2 separate regions of the Homo sapiens genome follow, and region 1 is linked to region 2. Evidence: chromatin contacts called from ENCODE Hi-C or POLR2A ChIA-PET data. All regions are on one chromosome and are shown on one strand. Each heading gives the region's core, a stretch centred on a gene start or an enhancer-like site at or near the end of the contact. The rest is flanking DNA. Distances are from core to core; before and after follow the strand shown.

Evidence for each region. A loop is a pair of places that touch in the nucleus more often than their neighbours do. ChIA-PET counts read pairs that join two places held with the same protein, here RNA polymerase II (POLR2A). Pooled maps may share reads with other maps.
Region 1: a map of CD8-positive, alpha-beta T cell shows a loop between it and region 2 (22-fold over the local background). The contact joins the promoter of EIF4A2 here to the promoter of KLHL24 in region 2. A Hi-C loop is called at or near these places in 1 of 168 maps with a recorded cell type or tissue (CD8-positive, alpha-beta T cell) and 9 of 50 pooled maps. POLR2A ChIA-PET finds 5 or more read pairs at or near these places in 1 of 52 experiments (activated CD4-positive, alpha-beta T cell).

Annotation. Positions count from the first base shown.
Region 1 is chr3:186,779,940-186,785,992 of GRCh38, forward strand. EIF4A2 (eukaryotic translation initiation factor 4A2) reads left to right here and starts at 3,638. Exons shown (of 11, transcript NM_001967.4): 1 at 3,638-3,700; 2 at 4,493-4,538; 3 at 4,625-4,757; 4 at 5,023-5,162; 5 at 5,944-6,053. The coding sequence starts at 3,672. SNORD2 (small nucleolar RNA, C/D box 2) reads left to right here and starts at 4,857; the gene lies at 4,857-4,926. RefSeq lists an enhancer at 4,314-4,543.
Region 2 is chr3:183,634,258-183,640,509 of GRCh38, forward strand. KLHL24 (kelch like family member 24) reads left to right here and starts at 1,366. Exons shown (of 8, transcript NM_017644.3): 1 at 1,366-1,536. It overlaps LOC107986162 (a long non-coding RNA gene), which reads right to left and starts at 2,352. Exons shown (of 2, transcript XR_001741042.2): 1 at 2,278-2,352; 2 at 1-2,027. RefSeq lists an enhancer at 1,212-1,271 and silencers at 1,692-1,801, 1,812-1,881, 2,072-2,391, 2,442-2,771.

The DNA of each region.
Region 1 (6,053 bases), core at 2,388-4,887, 3.1 Mb after region 2:
CTCAGCCTCCTGAGTAGCTGGGATTACAGGAGCACACTACCACATCAGACTGATTTTTGTATTTTTAGTAGAAAGGGAGTTTCACCAGGTTGGCCAGACTGGTCACGAACTCCTGACCTCAAGTGACCCGCCCGCCTCGGCCTCCCAAAGTGTTGGGATTAGGCATGAGCCACCATGCCTAGCCTAATTTTTTTATTTTTAGTAGAGACTGGATTTCTCCGTGTTCGCCAGGCTGGTCTGGAACTCCTAATCTCAATTGTTCGGCTTGCCTCAGCCTCCCAAAGTGCTGGGATCACAGGCGTGAGCCACCATGCCCAACCACAAATGTTTTTTAAGTTATAGTGTAAGAACATGGCAGTAAGTTCAACCCTCCAAATTGCGTCAGGGGTCACAGGCAAGCAGAACCTAGCCTCTAATTTCCTCAGAAACTGTGTAATAAAAAGAGGTTACAGAGATTATCCTGGGTTTGCCAAAAAAGAAAAAAAGGAAAAGAAAAAGAAAAAGAGGTGAGTAGCACCACCATCTCTATCCAGCTCTGGGCAGTGTTTTTTTTTTGTTTTTTTGTTTTTTTTTAAGGTGGAGTCTTACTCTGTCATCCAGGCTGGAATGCAGTGGCGCGATCTCTGTTCACTGCAATCTCCACCTCCCGGGTTCAAGTGATTCTCATGCCTCAGCCTCCTGAGTAGCTGGGACTACAGGTACATGCCACCACACCCAGCTAATTTTTTATATTTTTAGTAGAGATGGGCTTTCACCATGTTAGCAAGGATGGTCTCAATCTGCTGACCTCGTGATCCACCTGGCTTAGCTTCCCAAAGTGCTGGGATTACAGGCGTGAGCCGCCGGGCCTGGCCCAGTTATTTTTAAACACTGAAATTACAGATGTAAGGACAGCATGTACTATATACTTTGTGCTTTATACTTTATTATTACTAAATAACAACATTAATACGTAATAATTAGATCCAAAACACATACCTTAACAAATGTCTATATATCAATAGATTATCTAGACACCGCTTTAAATGTGCAGCTATCACTTAAAATCAACTGATGGGTTCAAAATAATGTAAGAATCTCAAGATGGCATACAAATGCGCCCTGAATGATGAGAGTACATGGTACTTTTTATAGGAAGATGTCACTATCAACACAAAGCATATTTTTTATTATTTATTTATTTTTAGACAGAGTCTTGCTCTGTCACCCAGGCTGGAGTGCAATCTCCGCCTCCCGTGTTCAAGCGATTCTCCTGCCTCAGCCTCCGGAGTAGCTGGGACTACAGGCGCACACCACCACACCCAGCTAATTTTTGTACTTTTAGTAGAGACAGGGTTTCGTCATGTTGGCCAGGATGGTCTTGATCTCCTGACCTCGTGATCTGCCCATCTTGGCATCCCAAAGTGCTGCGATTACAGGCATGAGCCACCGCGCCCGTCTGAAAGCATATTCTTTTAAGGTTTTGTTATTGTTTTTCCATGTAGCACTGACAGATTTGTACTAATTCTTTGCTTCTCTGGTTGCTAGATAGCTTTAGAATTGTCAGCTGAGGCTCTTGAAGAGCAAAACTAAACTACCTTAGTTGGCTTAGATAGGGAAATAATCTGACTTTTAGGATTATTTGCAGTATAAATGATTTCAAACACTAAAGGTTGACAAAGAAGCATTTATAGTTCACTGAGAAGGCTATCTTATTTCAGATTCCAGGTAAGCAGAATCACTTAAATTTAAAAGAGCACGCTCTGTGTTGATATGCAAAACTTTGTTAAAGTATACGTTTTGATCTTTAATTCATTTATTAGTTACAAATGTTATTTACTATTTAGTAAGCACACGCAAATGTGGTAATCACTGCATTTATTAGGAATACACTGTAAGGTTACAGGCAGTGTGGGTGTGGATTTTGACTGTATTTGAAGTTTTCTTACCTTGAAACTTACTTAGCACTTGTAAACCTATACCATAGAGTTTAGCCTTTATTTCCTCTTAAGAGACTTGAAAATCCTACACCATCTAGTGTAGTGCTAATCCTAAAGAAAACAACCAACGATTAAGTGTTAATTGTTGATTGGTATCACCCTATGATCAATTGTTTTCACCCTAAGGCTCAAGTGAAACCAAACGGTTGGTCACTTTTTCGATTTAGTATTTTTTCAATTTCTTAGATCTCAGGATATTTTTAGTAGATTTTGGATGAGACAACAAGGATGTCTGACGACCATCATTCTCAGAAAATATCTGGCATCACCTCAAATCTGGATTTCGAACATTACAGAGGGATGAATGAGGAGCAGTACCACTGGACTGAGGGCCTGGCCCACTTTGCCATCTTGGTATTCTTAATCTTTGTCCTAGTTCCTGGCACGATAAGAATTTTCAAATAAATAAATAATTTTTGTATTAAAAAAGTAGTATTTAGAACCGAATATCTTCTATAATATAGAAAATTGAGTCAGCTTTCCCAGTAATGATTCTTTAAGTTGGCCTTCTGAAATATGAGAAAATGTTACCCTGATAGTCTCGATGATATTTTGCACCATGGGTAGGGTTGTATTTTAAAGTTAAATGACTACATATATTGTTTTTTGTTTTTGTCGAGAGACCTGAGATGGGGCTAATTGAAAACGTCTGGAGCTTAAAGACCCGTGCAGTTTACGCAGCAAGGATATTATTGCTCTGAATTTCAATAAATCAACATTTCACTATATATCGGCAAAGTCTACAGCCTTTAAAAAATGACCAATATAGACGGAATCAAAACCGATGTAGTCCCAAAGCGGCACAGAGCTGTATCTGCCAAAGCGTCCATTTAAATTCGTGCGTTCCAAGGAAAATTACTGCTTAGTTTCTATCCATTTGCAAAAGTTTATGATTTTTTTCAGGCATTCCTCACACCTGTTAGGTTAAAATCAGTAACACTCTTAAAAAGAAAGCGAGAGACCGGAAATGATATGAGAATAGAATTGGCCACTCCAGAGACATCTGCAAATGACACTCCATTTTTCCTTCTCGCGCTGCAAAATGTACCGGTAAACCGGACTTCCCGGGACTCGCTGGGTGGCCGACATTTTCCCTAGCAGGAATTTTACGTTTCCAAGATCTGAATGGATGTTAACGGTCGGGCTAAATGCCAGGCAGGTCTTCATTGTGGAATTAAACAGCGGTGGGAGCAAGCGGAATAACCGAGTTCCCCTCCCGCACCTGAGTGCCGGCAGCGAGCCGCGAGCCGGGACCTGTCACCCGCGGGAAGCCCCGGCCGCCCGACGAACAGCATCTCCGGTTTCCGCCTCCGGCTCCGGCGCGGCTCCCCCGGCCCGCCTCTGCGTCAGGGACGCGGAAACCCCGTAGGAGCAGGGCGGGCGGGGAAAGCGAGGTTTAACTAACTCCGCAGCTATATTCTTCCGCCGCGAGGTAAAGAGTCCCAACCCAACCCCGGGCCCTAGGATTTCCAGCGACCCTGTAATATCGAGAAATTACCACATTTGGGTTTTTCTACCAACTTGCTTAGGATTTTATCCGAGGTAACGACCCCAGGATCACAATTTTGTAGCTGACCGAAGCACGGCGAGAAAATTCCTCCGCAAGAAACGGGTTCCGGCCACGAGCCTATAAAAAACGGGTGGTTGGGCGCCGCTGTCTTTTCAGTCGGGCGCTGAGTGGTTTTTCGGATCATGTCTGGTGGCTCCGCGGATTATAACAGGTATGCAGTCTGTTGGCGGTCGCGGTCTGTAGTGAAGGTCATAGGGCGCCAGGGGAGATGATAGTGGATGGCACGGAGGCAAAAACTCTAAATTAATGGACGTTTTCTTAGGGTACAGCACTCCTGTGCCCTTCCAGAAGCTTCCATGATGGGTAGGGCCCGGATTGTGGGGAGATAGGACGGTGGTGCGAAAGCAGTGGCTAAAGGGCGTTTTTCCTCTCTAAGACATTACGAAACTTCGGCTGCTTTCCTTCCCAGTGTAGAGCACGGGAAACATGGAGTAAAAAGCCGTGGCGCAGTCCGAGTTCGGTACACTGTAACCAGGACCCGAAGCTTTATTTTCGGTCATCCACACGAGTTGGGGGAGGGTCCTAGGCTTTACTTGGGGAAGGGTTGGAGGCAGCGGTCTCCACTCGGCCACGGCGCGGAGGCGACGGGACAGGACCGGTGCCGGTGAACCGTTGGCATCGCCCTCGCCAGGCCGCTCCGCCCGCGTCAATCACCCGGCTTGCGCATTGTTGGGGGCGGAGTTCGGCGCTCCGAGCTCTCGCGAGACGCTCCGCAGTTGAAACGGGATCGCCATGCGCTCGGGCCTGGGGGGCTGCCTTTCCGGGCATCCGCAGGCCCCAACCTTTAGGGAAGGCGCACAGTGTGGATATTCGCCCTGAGGCTGCTGCTTTAGCTTGTGCAGGGGAGGCTAACGTGCTGAGACGGGTTGCAAAGGGCTATGCGCTTAAGGTGCAGTTGAGGTGGCCTGGAAGGGGTGTCTGACTGCAGTATTCTTGTCAGCAGAGAACATGGCGGCCCAGAGGGAATGGACCCCGATGGTGTCATCGAGGTAAGAAACGGTTGTGGATCTTGAAGCTTTGGAAAGGTGAGTGTGTTCATCTCATTTATGCGTGCATTATTTTTTCTAACTTACAGAGCAACTGGAATGAGATTGTTGATAACTTTGATGATATGAATTTAAAGGAGTCTCTCCTTCGTGGCATCTATGCTTACGGTTTTGAGAAGCCTTCCGCTATTCAGCAGAGAGCTATTATTCCCTGTATTAAAGGTAAAAGAAACTGGCATTTTTAGGAAATTGTTCTACATAGACATGAACCATAAAAGGGAAAGTAACCTCTGGGGGACTAGCACCTGTTTGTATTCCTTAAAGTGAAATGATGGCAATCATCTTTCGGGACTGACCTGAAATGAAGAGAATACTCATTGCTGATCACTTGATTATTTGGGCATAATGTTCCAAATGGAATACATGGTGTGAAGTAGAAGTGACAATTTGATGTGGGATCGGTAAATGTGTATCCTACTTTTTTTAGGGTATGATGTGATTGCTCAAGCTCAGTCAGGTACTGGCAAGACAGCCACATTTGCTATTTCCATCCTGCAACAGTTGGAGATTGAGTTCAAGGAGACCCAAGCACTAGTATTGGCCCCCACCAGAGAACTGGCTCAACAGGTATTGATAGTGTAGTTCAAAAAAACTGCTTGCGTGTTGCATAGGTTTCAGGTTTCACAACTGTGAAGAATTTAAAACTTAGTATAAATTGGTCCTACCAGATCCCTCCTTTTAATTGTCCATGCATGCAGGGAGTTTTTGTTGAAAGTTTTAAAAGAACTGGGTATGCAGGTATGGTTTGTAGGGTTGTATACTAATAGATTGAGAATCCGAAGCGCTCTCTTGGATGTACTAGATCTGTCCCCATTTTTTAAGTTTGAATGCAGTTGTGCAACATGAAAACTGCAGTGACATGTTACCATTTGACTGTCTCCGTAGTTCGTGATGCATCTGTTGCATGCTATGTTTTCAAAGCTCACTGCTATATTGGCTTTGAAGTAAACCTTCCTAATAAAGCTGTAGGCTTTATTGAGGTCAGGATTATATAAGGCACAATACCCTCTGGGGGAAAAAAATCATTTGCCCTAGCTGTAATTACAGAACATAAATTTCACTACGTACTCCCTACCTACAGTGAAGAATAATGTAGGAAACGTTATTCTTGGATTGTCTAGCTGATGCGTGGAGCAGCAGCATCCCAAGTTTGACAAGGCATAAGAAAGACATTAAGGGAATTTTACCTTGCAGCAGTTAGGTCGTCTGCATTTTAAGCTTGGAAGTAGTTTTGTGCTGTGCATGCATAAAAGCTGTTGGCAGACCAGATTATATTTGCCTTTATGCTTTAAAAATTAGTCATTGATCCTGGAGTTCTGCGGAATAATAATTAAGGCTTGGGTTTTAGATCCAAAAGGTAATTCTGGCACTTGGAGACTATATGGGAGCCACTTGTCATGCCTGCATTGGTGGAACAAATGTTCGAAATGAAATGCAAAAACTGCAGGCTGAAGCACC
Region 2 (6,252 bases), core at 116-2,615:
AAGAGGATAATTATTAAAACTCCAAGGAAAACCAAAAGCCATACAAGATGGGAAATTGTATACGATTTGTCTCAACAATGAATAATAAATACATGGTCTCATTAGCGTAAACATTAATGATTTAACCAGATTATGAGAAGGATAGCTTCCTTAATAGGAAATAGTCATACATTATTTGGAAATATATAAATACCAGAAGAAATAGCTCAAATAATTGAATAAGAGATGGAAAAGAGGCCTAAAAAGTATGTTTAAAAGGCCTGTATATAGGCCTTCCATATTATTTCCGCCTCTGGTCATCAGAACACAACGCCTAATTTAATAGAGGCATGACGGTATTCATGACATGTAGAAGATAGAGATTTTTAAATTTGGTATCAGAAACCAAAAACTAGTTAAATGGTTGCAATCATCCTTTAAAAGAATACCTGCAGGCGGGGCGCAGTGGCTCATGCCTGTAATCCTAGCACTGTGGGAGGCCAAGGCAGGCGGATCACTTGAGGCCAGAAGTTCGAGACCAGCCTGGCTAACACAGCCTCTACTAAAAATACAAAACATTACCTGGGCGTGGTGGCGGGCACCTGTAGTCTCAGCTACTCGGGAGGCTAAGGCGGGAGAATCGCCTGAACCCGGGAGGCAGAGGTTGCAGTGGGCCGAGATTGCGCCACTGCACTCCACCCTGAGTGGCAGAGCGAAACTCTGTCTCAAAACGAAACAAAACAAAAAGCTTGCAGACACAAAACGACAACACAATGTCCTTTAGGAACTCCATCTACCTTGGAAAACAGGGATTTGTGACAGCTTTGGTCGACGTGCATGTGCGTTTAAAATAAAAAGGTAACCTAGGATTTGATACCAGGGACAGTAACAGCTTTATCAAAAAAAAAGAGGTGGTTTTCCTTGCTCCTTCTAAGGACTGGGGTTTTAGTCTCGTCCACCCTGCAGGCCCTCAGGCCTGATTTCCGATTGTCTATCAAAGGGTCAAATAAAAAGCTCTCTAAGCTTCGACCCAAGCTTTAAAGTCGAAGGGCTGATCGCGGGCTTTTTCCTTGGGACGTGGCAGGGGCCTTTGAGGGAAGGAAAGAAACGACTCTGGCTTCTCACTCGGCTCCTTACACAAGAGGCATTTTTTTAACTGTCTCTGCTTAAAACAAGGTGTTTTTGAGTCAGCAGCCCTTTGGGTGGGTCTCGTCCTCTTGGGCACCCGACACCCACCCCACGGCGGGAGCCCCAGGTGGCCCCGGAGGCCACCGGGAAGCGTGAACTACATCTCCCAGGGTTCCCCGGGGCGGAGGACGCCCACCCGGATTGGCCAGGGTTCGCTGACGCTCAGTGTTTTGGCCCGGACGGTCACATGTTTCCTTTGTTGTGAGCTGCGGCAGAGACTGGTGGCTGGAGGAGACGCCGGCGCTGGAGAGTGCGCTGCGCCGCCCGCCGCTGAGGGACCGCGGGGTTAGCCACTGCTGGCTGCTTCCAGTGTTCGCCGAGAGGTACCGGGGGTGACAGCTCCGGGACCGGCCGAAAGGCGAGGAACCGGTCAGAGTCTGAGTCCTCGGGGGCGGAGGGGCGACGGCGGTCCTGACCACCGGGGTGTCTGCGGGAGGGCAGCCAGCGGCGGCCGGCCTCTCAGAGCCAGACTGGCGGTCTGCGGAGAGGCTGCAGCTGGGCTACAGGGCCCCTTTCTGAGGCGAGGGGCCTCCAGGGTTCACCTGGGGGGTCTTCCTCCCCCGCTTGGTAGCTACAGCCCTGAGGGAGGGCGCGCGCGCCTCCTGGCACTACGGCCCGGAACCGCGGCGCGGCTGGTGCGGCCTGGCTAGGGCGGGGTGGTTGCCGGGACTGGGGGTAGCCGCAGGTGCGGTAGGCTAGTCGCCGCGGGGCCGGGCGCCGCCGGGGGAGGCGGCTGGGCAGACGGGTGCTGCTTGTTGCCGATGGGCTGCGAACGGGGCGCTGCTTTTTATTTCAGGAAGCCCGGGGGAGTGCGACCGCCTCAAATCCAGCCTTCTTGTTTGGTGGGACGACCGTCGGTTCTGTCCGGGAGGAATGACGGGGTCAAGGTGGGGTCCCCAGGGCCGCGGGCCCGTGAAGCCCCATTAAAGCGATTGCGAAATGCACTCGGCACTGTCACCTGACCGTTACCCCCGCCCCCGTCCCCTGCGAGCCTTTGTTTACCACGATCGCGACACCCGGCCCGCTGCGGCCGTCCCCGGGGAGCCGGGGCGGGCGGGGGAGCGGGCGTTCCGCCGGCGCAGTCCCCGCCTAACCTCCCCACCTTCTTACCACTCCAGGACTCAGTTTCTTAATTTAGTTCCTAATGGACCCGCCCTCAAGTTCTGGACACCCCGGGTGAAGACTGTTAACGCGGCGGGGATTGGGCGCCTGCGGCAGCTTGTGGGCGGTACCCGAGGGAGAGTTCGAGTTTTTATTGGCGAGTTTTTATTGTCACTAGGTGGGCCTGCCCTGGGCCATTCTTCCCGCCCCCTTGAAGGTGATCTGGAGGACGCGCGGGAGCGCGCGCTGTCGCTGCTTTTGCAGCTGCGGCCCGAGTGGAGCCGGGTGGCGCGGGTGCGGGAGGCGCGCGCTCCCGCCCCTGCTGCGGGCGGCTGGTAGCCTCGGTGGCCGCCGCCGCCGCTGCTGCTGCCTGATCCTGCAGGCAGTTCTGGGCACGCAGAGATCGGCTACCGTGGCCTGCCCTCCGAGGACCGGAAAATTAACACCCTTTAACTAGTGTCGCGTTATCTGCCGGGTGGTTCGCAGGAAGTCCTGCGAACACGTTGTTGCCAGTTCTGTAAACGTGTTTAGATAGCTAAATATAGATCACAGTGCCACATCTTAGGGGGCCCCACGGTCACCCCTGAGGCAGTGGCTGTTCACAATTGATTTTAGTGGATTTTAATGATTAATCACTTGCTCTTGTGGGCAGCTTTTCAAAAATCACGTCTTTGTATTTGCAGCTACAGACTGGGTCCACCAGCTAAGAGGTTGGTTTTTATTAGGGTTGTAAAATAGATTTAAAATCTGCTTGTTGTTGGCTGAGATTTAAAAGCAGATTTCTACTATTTAAAAAAGATAGTTTGAAGATACTCCCCTAAAAAGTAAAGATTCTTCCATACTCGGCTCGGATGAGTTGTTTTCCTTGTTTGAGGGATTCTAGGTCACACACTTCTATGTTTTAATTCCCGTGGTAATTCAAAATGTTTGAGAAGTGGGTTGCGACTGTGTCGTTTTAAAATTGTACATTAAGCTGACGGTAATAAAATCTTCAAGACCAATCATTTTTAGCCATAGTGTGTTGAAAATGGTTTTTCTAATCGCTTGAGTTAATAGGGTATTTGCGTTTTGTCAGATTTTCTTCTGCAGATATAGGAATTCACTCAAGACTTAATACACTTGTTTTGTTTTTGAGACAGGGTCTCACATTCTGTCACCCAGGCTGGAGTGGAGTGGTCTCACTCCGTCACCCAGGCCATCTCAGCTCACTGCAATCTCCGCCTCCCGAGTTCAATCGATTCTCCTGCCTTAGTTTCCCGAGTAGCTGGGATGACAGGCGCCCGCCACCACGCCCGGCTAGTTTTTGTATGTTTAGTAGGGACGGGGTTTCACCATGTTGGCCAGGCTAGTCTTGAACTCCTGACCTCAGGTGATCCGCCCGCCTCAGCCTCCCAAAGTGCTGGGATTGCAGGCGTGAGCCACCGTGCCTGGCAAAGACAATACATTTTTGTAGAAGGAAGTTTGAGCTCCCCTGGATGAAGCAGGAATTGAATATGAACAGTTCCTATTGGTTATGCATTCTTTAAAATTCCAGAGGAGATGGTTACACCGGAATGAGCATCTCCTGTGATCAGAACCGCCTCATCACTTGTGCATTGAGAGTATTTAATGTATCTAAATGAGTACAAAATGCAATCGTCTAACCTTTTGAAAAAGTAAAACCATCACTCAGTAAAGGCTTGCTTATTCAAACAAAGCCAGCAACCTAAGTCTCTAAACAGGAAGAAGAAATAAATTCTGCGTTAAGGCTGACTACCAGCTTTAACTTAAACTTTCCTGGCTTTTGTCCAAGTTGTTGAACCTTAATGCTTTTTCAATAACTTTTTTTAACTTCCTTTTCTCCCATTTCATTAAAACCCAAAGGTCAAGCCTGTGAAAAATAAATACTATTAATCAAATAAGTGACCACAGTTATTTTTGTCTATTTGACAAAAATTTGGGACACTTTTTTCAATAAATATTTGGGTATGGACTGTATAATGGAAAAATGTAAGTAAATATCTTCACAAGTATACGTATGAAAAATATATTTTTGTATGATTTTATTTCTGGTGTGACTGAAACAACTGGAGAGTATATAGCCACTTGACAACTGTTGACATTTAAAAACCGCTATTGTTTCTCCTATTAAAAACACATTAAGTGCTTGCCTGTCATCCCAGCTACTCCAGAGGCTGAGGCAGGAGAATCTCTTGAGCTCTGGAGTTTGAGAACAGAATGGGCAACATAGTGAGACCCTGTCTCAAAAAATAAACAATAAAACAATCGCTAAGCAAACTTCTTTAAATTGAAGAGTTTGGCACTCTGCCTATATTCATCATCCCAGAGTTAAAGTATTTCAACATTTGGCACATCTTAAAGACTACTAAACTGGTGTTTTAAAAGTAGGCTTTGGCTGGGTGCGGTGGCTCACGCCTGTAATCTCAGTACTTTCGGAGGCTGAGGCGGGTGGATCACCTGAGGTCAGGAGTTCAAGATCAGCCTGGCCAACGTGGTGAAACCCCGTCTCTACTAAAAATACAAAAATTAGCCGGGTGTGGCCGCAGGCGGCTGTAATCCCAGCTACTTAGGAGGCTGAGGCAGGAGAATCACTTGAACCGGGAGGCGGAGGTTGCAGTGAGCTGAGATCGCGCCATTGCACTCCGGCCTGGGCAACAGGAGCAAAACTCCGTCTCAAAAAAAAAAGTGGGCTTTACTCTTAACTGAGGTTTCCAAAGGCTACCACTGTAAATAATTCGTGTCACTACTAAGATAAATATAAACCACTGACTATGTGCTTTTATTCATAGAGAAGTCATGTAAAATATTAGATCTCAAATTTGTGGCCGGGCGCGGTGGCTCACGCCTGTAATCCCAGCACTTTGGGAGGCCAAGGCGGGCAGATCACAAGGTCAGGAGATCAAGACCATCCTGGCTAACACGGAGAAACCCCGTCTCTACTAAAAATACAAAAAATTAGCCGGGCGTAGCGGCGGGCGCCTGTAGTCCCAGCTACTCGGGAGGCTGAGGCAGGAGAATGGCGTGAACCCAGGAGGCGGAGCTTGCAGTGAGCCAAGATCGCGCCGCTGCACTCCAGCCTGGGTGACAGAGCAAGACTCTGTCTCAAAAAAAAAAAAAAAAAAAAAAAATCTCAAATTTGTTCAGGTGGCAGAGCTCCTTGCTGGCATCCTTGCAGATTTAATTAAAAAACCAAAACCGGGCTGGGCGTGGTGACTCACGCTTGTAATCCCAGCACTTTGGGAGGCCGGGCCAGGTGGATCACCAGGTCAGGAGTTCGAGACCAGCCTGGCCAACATAGTGAAACCCCCATCTCCACTAAAAACCAAACAAACAAACAAACCCAGAAAATATTAGCCTGGTGTGGTAGCACGCTCCTGTAATCCCAGCTACTCGGGAGGCTGAGGCAGGAGAATCACTTGAACCCGGGAGGTGGGGGTTGCAGTGAGCCAAGATTGTGCCACTGCACTCAATCCTGGGTGACAGAGCGAGACTCCATCTCAATAAATAAATAACCAAAACCATTTTTCTAACAGAAAACATAACTATATCATATATCTATAGGTGTTTTGATTATCAAATAAAACAATGCATTAAATACCTAAAAGAAACATGTTAGCAAGATAAAACCAAACAACAGTAAATTTACACATCAAGTCTAGTCAGAAGCATGAGTAGGCTCAATAGGGCAGCTTGGTATACCACGTGTGATGTCTGATGGTTAACAAGTTTTTTTCTTCCTTTAGGGTTGGGGAATATCAGTAGCCAGAAGTTTTAAGTCGAGGGAGAGAAACACTGGAGAAATTCATATTTTTTTTCCTGTGATTTAAGAGACAATAGTATTCTTTTTTAGTTAAAGAACCATATTGTTTAGTCTGACACATTGTTTAAGCTTTCCTAAATTTGTCATCAACAGCTATCTGTTTTGTTTCTCATCAAGCAAAGTCATATAGTATATTGCCCATTTGAGGTTCTAATAAATATGGG